3 separate regions of the Homo sapiens genome follow, and regions 2 and 3 are each linked to region 1. A link is a contact called in ENCODE Hi-C or POLR2A ChIA-PET data. All regions are on one chromosome and are shown on one strand. Each heading gives the region's core, a stretch centred on a gene start or an enhancer-like site at or near the end of the contact. The rest is flanking DNA. Distances are from core to core; before and after follow the strand shown.

Region 1 (3,163 bases), core at 362-2,861:
TTGCATATCTTTTTACAACAATAAAAGTAAACATAGGCACAGACAGGTTAAGTAATCTGCTCAAAGTCACACAGCCAGTAAGTAGCAGAGCTACTTCAAACCTCTGAAATCTAGCTTTAGAGTCCATATTCTTAACTTCTATACTGTATTGCTTCTCACAAAGTCTCATTTTCTTCATGTTTAATAAGAACAACGTTACCTACCTTACAGGTGTATAAAGTGCTTCACACATGGCAAGAGCTCAAAAAAGTTATTGTTTTGCCTTAGTCCTTTTCTACACATTTAGGCTCCTTGAAGGCCGAGTCTTTCTTAACTATCTTTGCATTTCTCTCATTGTACCTAGCATAGAGTACAATAAATATCAGACTCAAAATAAATACTTTCCTCAGAGAAATATCTGTGGCATCTAGAAATCCAAATATGGATTAAAAAAAGACAACACTATACAAGTAAAAATTTGAAGTGTTGTCATAAAGACATAAAGTAACGTTTGCGCAATTTTTATAGAATGCTCAATTCTGACTGACAGAATTGACACTGAGCTAGCTAAGGCCTGAAGGGGAGTAAGGAAAGGTTGTGTATCTACTTCCCTAAGTGGCAGTTATAAGTACAAAAAATGCAAGTCCAAGGAAAAAAAATCCTTAATGGTGACATCAGGATAATCATAACAGTAAAATACTGTTTAAAACAAAAAAAAAGTCCGATGCAGCAAAACTAGGCTCTACAGACACACTAGGCGCAAAAGATAAAACAGAACAACCTTTTCTAAGGACTAAATAATTACAACAATATTCTCAGTACTATTTGGCATACGATCTAGAAGATCAAAGTAAAGTGTAAGGACAAAATCAGGAGACCTACATTTCCAGATCCCCGTGGCACTGATATTGGACTGTAAAACCATAGATTCCGAGGGCTGCCGCCTTAGTGCTAAGCGGACGCAAGGGCAAGTAGTGTAACTGTTCCAACTCGGAGCCCAGAGTGGTCCAAGTCAAAGTCGGTGCAGCCCGCTACGGTTCAGCTCTACTAAAGGGTTGCAAGGAGCTGAAAGCAGCAAAACGGTTTTTGTGGGGCCTCCAATCGCCTTCCTGAGCGCCCCAGAAACCGGCTAAACCTCGTCTCTCCCGAAACCACCTGGAGTCGCTCCGACTGGAGAAATCAAGAGTCCGCCGCCTTAAAATGACTAAAACAATAAGCAACCCCAACTCCCACTTCAAGCGCGTACGGTTTCCATTTGCTCCCCTGCCTCAGTGGGAGGAATGGAACGTGAAGACACCGCTTCCCGCCCCGCCCCCGGTAGGCCCTGAATCAGTTCGGGGTTAAAAATAATGAGGCGGACAAGGCGGCCTCTGGCCACAGTCTCCAAAGAAAGCGAATGACCCGGGTATCAGACCAGCTCAGACCCTCACACCAGAACCCTGGGGTCCGCCGGGCCCCGCAGCAGCAGCCTCGAAGGGACAAGAAGAGCCAGGAGAAAAAGAGGACGGACAAGCTCACCTGCCGCTTGTTCATCCGCCGCACATCGTCCAAAAAGTCTAGAGACAGCATGGCGGGGACGGCGAGCAGGACACCGGCAGGGGAAAGGGCGCGATGACCAGCGGGCGGAACTACTGGAGCTCGGGTCGGGCTCACACTGGACAGGACCCCGCAGTGCTTGCACTTCCGCTTCCGGGGCGGGAGCTGGCACGGTCGGGCACGGTCCCCGCCCCCCGCGCCCCTTCGCTGCGGAGAGCTGACAGAGAGACTCACGACCTTGCTAGTCCAGTCTCAGGGCTTGGCCTCGCCGTGGGAGGGTTCTCACGCTCTGGCTCTCGCCTGCCAAAAACCGACTGGACGCCACTTCCCGCGCTCGGCCCCGCGGCCCTTCACCGAGGCGGCGACCCAGGCTTAGTTGGGGAGGCTGCTCTGCCACCTTCGGAAGGCGGGCCTCTGTGCCCGCCCGGCCAATCGCGAGCAACCTCTCCGGTGTGGGCGGGTAGAAGCGGTTCCGCGTCCCGGCTTGGGTATGGGTGTGGCAGTGGATGTGTCGTCTGACCGTAGGTTCTCTGGTCGAGCAAGTCTCCTGCGCTATGGGAAGCTGAGGAGGTGCTTTCTTTCTTTCTGTCTCTGTCTCTCTTTCTTTACGTCTCTGTCTCTGTTGAGGTGCTTGCTTGCTTGCTTGCTTACTTTCTGTCTGTCTGTCTCTTTCTCTTTTTCTTTCTCTTTCTCTCTTTCCTTTCTTTCTCACTGTGTCGCCCAGGCTGGAGTGCAGTGGCGCAATCTCAGCTCACTGCAACCTCCGCCTCGCGGGTTCAGGCGATTCTCCTGCCTCAGGCTCCCAAGTAGCTGGGACTACAGGCGCGCGCCACCAAACCTGGCTAATTTTTGTATTTTTAGTAGAGACAGGGTTTCACTATGTTGGCCAGGCTGGTCTCGAACTCTTGAGCTCAGGTGATCCGCCCGCCTTGGCGTCCCAAAGTGCTGGGATTACAGTCGTGAGCCACCGCGCCCGGCCATCGAGGTGCTTTCAATAAGTGCTTTTCGCGTAAGGTTGGACCGTGTGAGAGACCTTCCGAGCACTGCCTGAGCCTGCCAGGAGTTTACAGTCCAATTGGAGAGAAAACAGCCCGGGAGAATTAGAAAACATCCAAATGGTGCAACAGCGTGATGAGACCACCAGTGGTGTGGGTCGTTAGGAAGTGGCTTCCTTTCTGACCTTGACTTTGCTGACAGGATTTGACATGGTCTCCTTGAATTCTACCTCCTGGTTTTCTTAACTTGGACACCTTGAAGTGACTATCTTTTCGCTACCTTTTGCTTTGACTGGCCAAAGCTCCTAATACGCACTTCAGTCAACAAAGACTAAAGCTGGATTACTTGGTATCATTTCTCTCTCTTTTTTTTTTTTTTTTTTTTTTTTCAAAATAATCCTTCTCTCCCATTAGGGAAAGATGAATGAAGGATATACTGGAACTCTTTGTAGTATCCTCGAAATTCTTTAAATGGAAAGTCATTCCAAAATAAAAACTTGAATTTATTGGAGGATGGCTGTAATAAAAAAGACAAATAATAATAAGTTTAGGGGAAGATGTGAAGAAATTGGAACCCTCATATACTGCTGGTGGGAATGTAAAATGGTGCAGCCACTTTGGGAAATAGCTGCAGTTGCTCAAAAGGTTAAAGA
Region 2 (3,163 bases), core at 498-2,997, 150 kb after region 1:
ATGTGCCCAAAGAGCAGGCGTGGACGGAAAGTGAGCCCAGCAGGTTGGCAGGGTGGGAGGCTCTTCTGGCCTTTTCCTTCCCTGTGAGCCCCACATTGGTGAGACAGGAGCTCCTGGTCTCCCACATTTCTCCTGTTCCCCTTCAGTTGGAGAAGAGATTGAGATGACCCCTATGGTGTTTGCTAAGGGTCTGGCTGACTCTGGCTGCTGGGGGGACAAGCTCTTTGGGCGACTGGTAAGCGAGGAGCTCCGAGGGGGTGGATATGGGTGTGGCCTTCGGAAGGCCTCCCAGGCCAAGGTCATCTACGGGCTGGAACCCATCTTCGAGTCGGGCCGCACGTGCATCATCAAGGTGTCCAGCCTGCTTGTGTTTGGGCCCAGCAGTGAGACTTCTCTTGTGGGCAGAAACTACGACGTCACCATCCAGGTACTATGTCCCATCTTCACACCCCATTCTTTTATTCTCTCACCCCCTCCCCTTTCCCAGCCCAGGTCCTGTTAGGATGCCCAGTATCGAGGCAGAAGGCATCTCAGTCTCAACCTTATGAGGCTCCTAGGAGGACCTTGTGGAAAGCCTGAGATGCAGCCCAGAATTCAGATGCTTGGCCTCAGAGAGCTTGAGAGCTTCAAAACGACTTGGGCCATAGTTTTCAAACTCTATGTTTGCAGCAGAAACCTTCCCCCTGCCCCATACATAATCTCTCATGGAAGCCTTGTTTATATGTGAGATAAAAGGGGGGTGCTGTGGGTGGGGTGGGCAGTCTTCCTGGCTCTACACAGAGTGGTCTCTGGGACACTGTCACATACCATAAGGACTCCCAAAAATAGTTCAGAAATCACTTCGAAAACCTCAGTTTGAAAAGAAGTCCAAAGCCGCTTGTTATACAAAAGAGGAAAATGAGATGCAGAGTGGGGAGCAGGGAGGAGTAAGCCCTTCCTCCCCCAGGGCTGGAATCCTCCTCTCAGTCCCCTAACAGAATAGGTAGCCCACTCACTTAGGGGTAGACACAGTGGAGGACTGAGGAATTTCTTTGCTCACCACATTTGGTTCCCTCATCCACAGGGGTGCAAGATCCAGAACATGAGTCGGGAGTACTGCAAAATCTTCGCAGCAGAAGCCCGGGCCGCGCCTGGCTTTGGGGAGGTGCCTGAGTAAGTACGCAGCGAGGAGGACGTGCAGTGTGCAGCACTGTTGCCTTGGGCTTCTGCAAAGACAGTGATTTCACAGCCTCCCAGGGGCATCCTGCGTTATGCCCATGTGCAAATAGGCTCACAGCCCCATGCTCAGCTCAGTGGCCTCACAAAATGTAGAAATAGAGACCTCATTTACTCTCCACTTGAGAAAAGCCTCTGCTCTGGACTTGAGTCCCGCCCACCCCGGTTCCTCATTCTTTAGTGCAGATGTTGCTGATTGCAGAGTTTGGACACAGCAATTTCTGGGACTCCATGAAGGTGATGGGGTGGGTTAAGCTAGGCAGACTGATCAGGACACTTCCGTGGTATGCAGGCAGGGTCAGTGTGGATTTTTGTAGGAGTCAGCTATAAATGGCAATTGTTTGCATTTTGAGACTTGAACTCTGACCTTTGCATACCTGGGGTCCCACTGGCAGAGAGCCACAATCTGGTTGAATCCTCTCTAAAGGTGCTCCTTCTGTTTGACACATACATGCCTCAATCCCTCACCCAAGCCACACAGTCTGCCTATGCCCATAGCAGGGTTTGGTTCTAATCCCACTGACCAAGAGAATGGACAGGACTCTGAAGCCAAAAATATCCATTTCCTTTCCCAAACTCAGGGTGGAGCTGCTTTCCTTTGCTGTCCTTTGGGCTCGGAGCTGAGAATTACATTCTTGGAAGGGCCCTTCTTTTAGGTCCAAGAATACAGAATTGGGTGGGAGGGAGGAGCTCTCTGGGCCATACTTCCTGCTTACTGCAGGGTGAAACTATGTTTAGGATCATCCCACTGTATCTGATCTACCGGCCTGCAAACAATATCCCATATGCTACCCTGGAGGAAGACCTGGGCAAGCCCCTGGAGTCTTACTGTTCTCGGGAATGGGGCTGTGCTGAGGCTCCGACAGCATCTGGCAGCTCTGAGGCCATGCAGAAATGCCAGACCTTCCAACACTGGCTGTATCAGTGGACAAATGGCAGCTTCCTTGTCACAGACTTGGCAGGTACGAGGGTGTGAGGGTGCACGGGTACGCATGTGCATGGATGTGAAAGCATGCAGAGGAGGCAAAGCCATAGTGCTTGGCTGATCGTTTACAAAGCACCTTTGTCTTTATTCTTTTTTGCTTTTCACAATAATCTTGTAAAGTAGATTGGACACGGAACATTTTGCTCGCAACCCTAATACATACCTCATGTAGCCCAGTCTATCACTGCAGCTGCATTTAAAGGAGCACAGTCCAGGCTCAATTAAAAGTAAAAAGGAATTTATTTCAAAGACCATTACATGGGGTCTAATTCAAAACCCACAACCACCCTTTTCAAAAACCTCCCTTCTTCCCTTCCCTGCAGCTTTGCTCTAGACTTTCTCACTCTCCAAGCTTCCCAAACTCTCCCTTCCATTTTAGCCCAGTAGCTTTACTGTCTCTCCTCCTCCTCCATCTTTGTTAGCTTTTCGTTATGTAAAGCAACTTAGTCTAGCTTCTTTTTAGTTTTATTCCTACGCCCCCCATTACCCAGAACTCCCCAACAAAGGAAGGCCAGCAGGCATGAACCCTCCTTCCTTCTTCAACCAGCTCTCTGCAGGCCTACTGTCATTAAGCAGAACTGGACAGAGGAGAGGAACAGAGAAAATGCTCAGGGGAAGGAGAGGTTGCTGGGAATATCACACATCATTAAATCTTGTCTCTGTGGTAAATAAGTGAGAAAACTAGAGACCAGAGATATAAAACGGACTCAAATGTGTGTTTCACTGGGGTTAAATTGTACGATAATTATTATATATATAGCTCCATATACTGGGGGGAGGGCGGGCTAGGTAACATTAAGCCATTATCAGTCAACCTATTTGTTAACTTATAAACTCATGCTTCCATCCTTTTTCCATCCAACCATTACTAAATATTGAAAAAATAAAAAGTTGAATTAGGAATGTCATCGTCCTCAAGAAGCTGTGATGAGTAGACCAGTTTCTACTGTGAGACGATAACGT
Region 3 (3,163 bases), core at 298-2,797, 130 kb after region 1:
CAGAGTGAGGCTCCATCTCAAAAAAACCCAAAAAAACAAAAAACAAAAATTAGCCAGGTGTGGTGGTGCATGCCTGTAATTTCAACTACTTGGGAGGCTGAGGCACGAGAATCACTTAAACCTGGGAAGCAGAGGTTGCAGTGAACTGAGATTGTGCTACTGCACTCCAGCCTCGGTGACAGAGTGAGATTCTGTCTCAAAAAACAAAAGAAAAGAAAGAAATTGGCCCACAGGTTTCCAACTTTTGGAATTATTAGACATGAATTATAAAATTAAAATTAGTTTACCTCCTTCATATATCGAAGGAGATAAGAAGACAAGATTGCAAATTTCACCAAATACCTAGAAACTATAAAAAGTGGAAAAGGCCGAGCGCAGTGGTTCACGCCTGTAATCCCAGCACTTTGGGAGGCTGAGGCAGATGGATCACCTGAGGTCAGGAGTTCGAGACTAGCCTGGCCAACATGGTGAAACCCCATCTCTACTAAAAATACAAAACTTAGCTGGGTGTGGTGATGCACATCTGTAATCCCAGCTACTCAGTAGGCTGAGGCAGGAGAATCGCTTGAACCCGAGAGGTGGAGGTTGCAGTGAGCTAGGATCACGCCACCGCGCTCCAGCCTGGGCAACAGAGCGAGACTCCGTCTCAAAAAAAAAAAGGTGGAAAAGACTTGAAAATGAACCAACTAGAATTCCAGAGCTGAAAAATACAATAACTAATATTATTTATTCTGGTTATGGCAGTTTTATTTCTGGATAAGATGGAGTAAATACACTTGATTCTGTATCTCCCACTGAATGCAGCCTAAAATTTAGGCAAAATGTATAATACACCTACTTGACAACTTTGAAAAGCAAATAGTCGCAGACAGATTGGGGATGAAGACCAGAACTCAAAGTACCACTGAACCTACGGTGTTTACTTTTTTTTTTTTTCCCTTCTGGCATTTCCTGGCCTGGTCTTAATGCTGTTTGAAACCCAGATGTAAACATTAACTTGGGCAGAGAGAGTTCCAGAAGCCCTCTAGATCAGCCTTCAGGAATGGAAAAGAGATTTCTTGGCAGTGACAGTGGTAGCAACAGAGGCCACAGGTGCCTAAAACTTTGAGAGAAGAGAATCTTCCCCTCTATTCAGAGGAGCTGTGATCCTAAGAGTGGGACAAGTCCCTGTTCCTTTTTTTTTCTCCTGGGTCTCTTCCTTGGTCCAGATCACAGGCTCATGTGTGAAACAATGTGGCAGAGAGGGGTAAAGGAAGCTCCAGCTATTTGGCCAGAAGACTGAAAAAGGGGGCCCTATGGGGGAAACCGTGGAAAGGGAAAAGCTTGGGAAAATGACCTCTGAGAATCATTAATGACCTCTGGGTTTATAAACTCTTTATAAATTTCTGGGCTCATCCCCAGATTGTTCCTGCATGGATCTGATTCTGAAGAGCATATAAAAAACTTTGAGAATGAAATACTTGGGAGAATAAAAAACTTCGAGAATAAAAACACTAATGAACCATCATGTAAGTCCCACACTGGCCACTGGGTGGCACACACACAGGGCAGATCCAAATAGCACTGCAGGCCGGGTGTGGTGGCTCATGCCTGTAATCCCAGCACTTTGGGAAGCCGAAGCAGGCAGATCACTTGAGGTCAGGAGTTCGAGACCAGCGTGGCCAAAATAGTGAAACACTTTCTCTACTAAAAATAGAAAAAATTAGCCAGGCATAGTGGCACATGCCTGTAGTCCCACCTACTCGGGAGGCTGAGGTGGGAGAATTGCTTGAACCCGGGAACCTGGGAGGCAGAGGTTGCAGTGAGCTGAGATCATGCCATTGCACTCCAGCCTGGGTGACAGAGTAAAGCTTCGTCTCAAAAATAAAACAACAACAATAAAAAAACCCCAAACAGCATTGGAAATGCTTGGAAAATGGAACCGAGATTGAAACTATAACCTCAGAGGCCTGAATGGAATTTGTAGCCTGAACACAACTAGGTAGATTGCCTTCCAAGACAAAGATGTTAATACTCTCCATAAGATTTAAACAAGAATCAGAGTCTTGTAATATTTAAAATGTCCAAATACAATAAAAGTTACATGGCATATGAAAAATCATGAAAATCTCCACTTGCATGGAAAGACAATCAAAGAGTGCCAATGCCACAGTGACACAGATGTTAGAATCATCTGACTTTAAAATCATCTGACTTTACTATAAAAATGTGGCAAGTAAGGGTGAATACTCTGGAAACAAATGGAAAGATAGAAAGTCTCAGCAAAGAGGTAAAAGACTAGGCTGGGGAACATGGCAAAACCCTGTCTTTACAAAAAATACAAAAAAGTTAGCTGGGCATAGTGGTGTGTGTCTGTAGTCTGAGCTATTTGCAGGGCTGAGGTGGGAAGAACACTTGAACCCAGGATGTTGAGGGTGCAGTGAGCTGAGATCACGCCACTGAACTCCAGCCTGGACAAAGGGAGACCCTGTCTCAAAACAAACAAACAAACAAACAAAAAGAGGTAAAAGATATGAAGAACCAAATATCAATTTTATTCATTTTTTATTTTTTATTTTTTTGAGACAGAGTTTTGCACTTGTTGCCCAGGCTGGATTGCCTGGCACGCTGCAGTGGCATGATCTCGGTTCACTGCAACCTTCACCTCCTGGGTTCAAGAGATTCTCCTGCCTCAGCCTCCTGAGGGAGTAGCTGGGATTACAGACGTGTGCCGCTACACTTGGCTAATTTTGTATTTTTAGTACAGGGGTTTCACTGTGTTGGCCAGCCTGGTCTTGAACTCCTGACCTCAGGTGATCCACTCACCTCAGCCCCAAATATCAATTTTAGAATTGAAATTTACAATAACTGAATAAAAAGACTTACTGGTTGAGCCCAACAACAGAGTGATAGGTGACAGGGAGAAGACAGTGAACTTGAAGTTAAAGCAATAGAAATTATTCAATCTGAACACATACGCCCATACACGCACAGAGAGAGAGGAAGGGAGGGAGAAACGGGGAGAGAGAGAGAGAGAGAGAGAGAGAGAGAGAGAGAGAGAGGAATCAGAAAAATCAATGAACAGAGCCTCAGAGACTTGGAGTGCTGTATCAAAAAGTCTAACATTTGTGTCACTGGATAATCAGAAGGAGAAAGAGAAAGACAGTGATGCAGAAAAAAATAT

Evidence for each region. A loop is a pair of places that touch in the nucleus more often than their neighbours do. ChIA-PET counts read pairs that join two places held with the same protein, here RNA polymerase II (POLR2A). Pooled maps may share reads with other maps.
Region 2: a loop to region 1 is called in a pooled map, with 2.8 times the contacts of the local background. The contact joins the enhancer-like site here to the promoter of SEC11A in region 1. A Hi-C loop is called at or near these places in 1 of 168 maps with a recorded cell type or tissue (mammary epithelial cell) and 8 of 50 pooled maps. POLR2A ChIA-PET finds 5 or more read pairs at or near these places in 4 of 52 experiments (Caco-2, SK-N-SH, T-cell and 1 more).
Region 3: a map of sigmoid colon shows a loop between it and region 1 (1.9-fold over the local background). The contact joins the enhancer-like site here to the promoter of SEC11A in region 1. A Hi-C loop is called at or near these places in 1 of 168 maps with a recorded cell type or tissue (sigmoid colon) and 4 of 50 pooled maps. POLR2A ChIA-PET finds 5 or more read pairs at or near these places in 3 of 52 experiments (HEK293T and activated T-cell).

The regions. Positions count from the first base shown.
Region 1 is chr15:84,714,528-84,717,690 of GRCh38, forward strand. It overlaps SEC11A (SEC11 homolog A, signal peptidase complex subunit), which reads right to left and starts at 1,612. Exons shown (of 6, transcript NM_014300.4): 1 at 1,498-1,612. The coding sequence starts at 1,548. RefSeq lists enhancers at 1,265-1,830, 1,286-1,355, 1,831-2,396, 2,026-2,145, 2,166-2,275 and 1 more.
Region 2 is chr15:84,862,489-84,865,651 of GRCh38, forward strand. It overlaps ALPK3 (alpha kinase 3), which reads left to right. Exons shown (of 14, transcript NM_020778.5): 10 at 147-427; 11 at 1,064-1,152; 12 at 1,954-2,177. Among named protein-coding and RNA genes, the nearest start is that of SLC28A1, 21 kb to the right of the region's middle. RefSeq lists enhancers at 1-131, 700-1,201, 1,202-1,701. Within about 2 kb of position 1,748, at least 4 of the 41 ENCODE cell types and tissues checked have a DNase peak (open chromatin) inside an H3K27ac peak, as active enhancers do.
Region 3 is chr15:84,844,209-84,847,371 of GRCh38, forward strand. All of the region lies in intron 5 of ALPK3 (alpha kinase 3), which reads left to right. Among named protein-coding and RNA genes, the nearest start is that of ALPK3, 28 kb to the left of the region's middle. Within about 2 kb of position 1,548, at least 10 of the 41 ENCODE cell types and tissues checked have a DNase peak (open chromatin) inside an H3K27ac peak, as active enhancers do.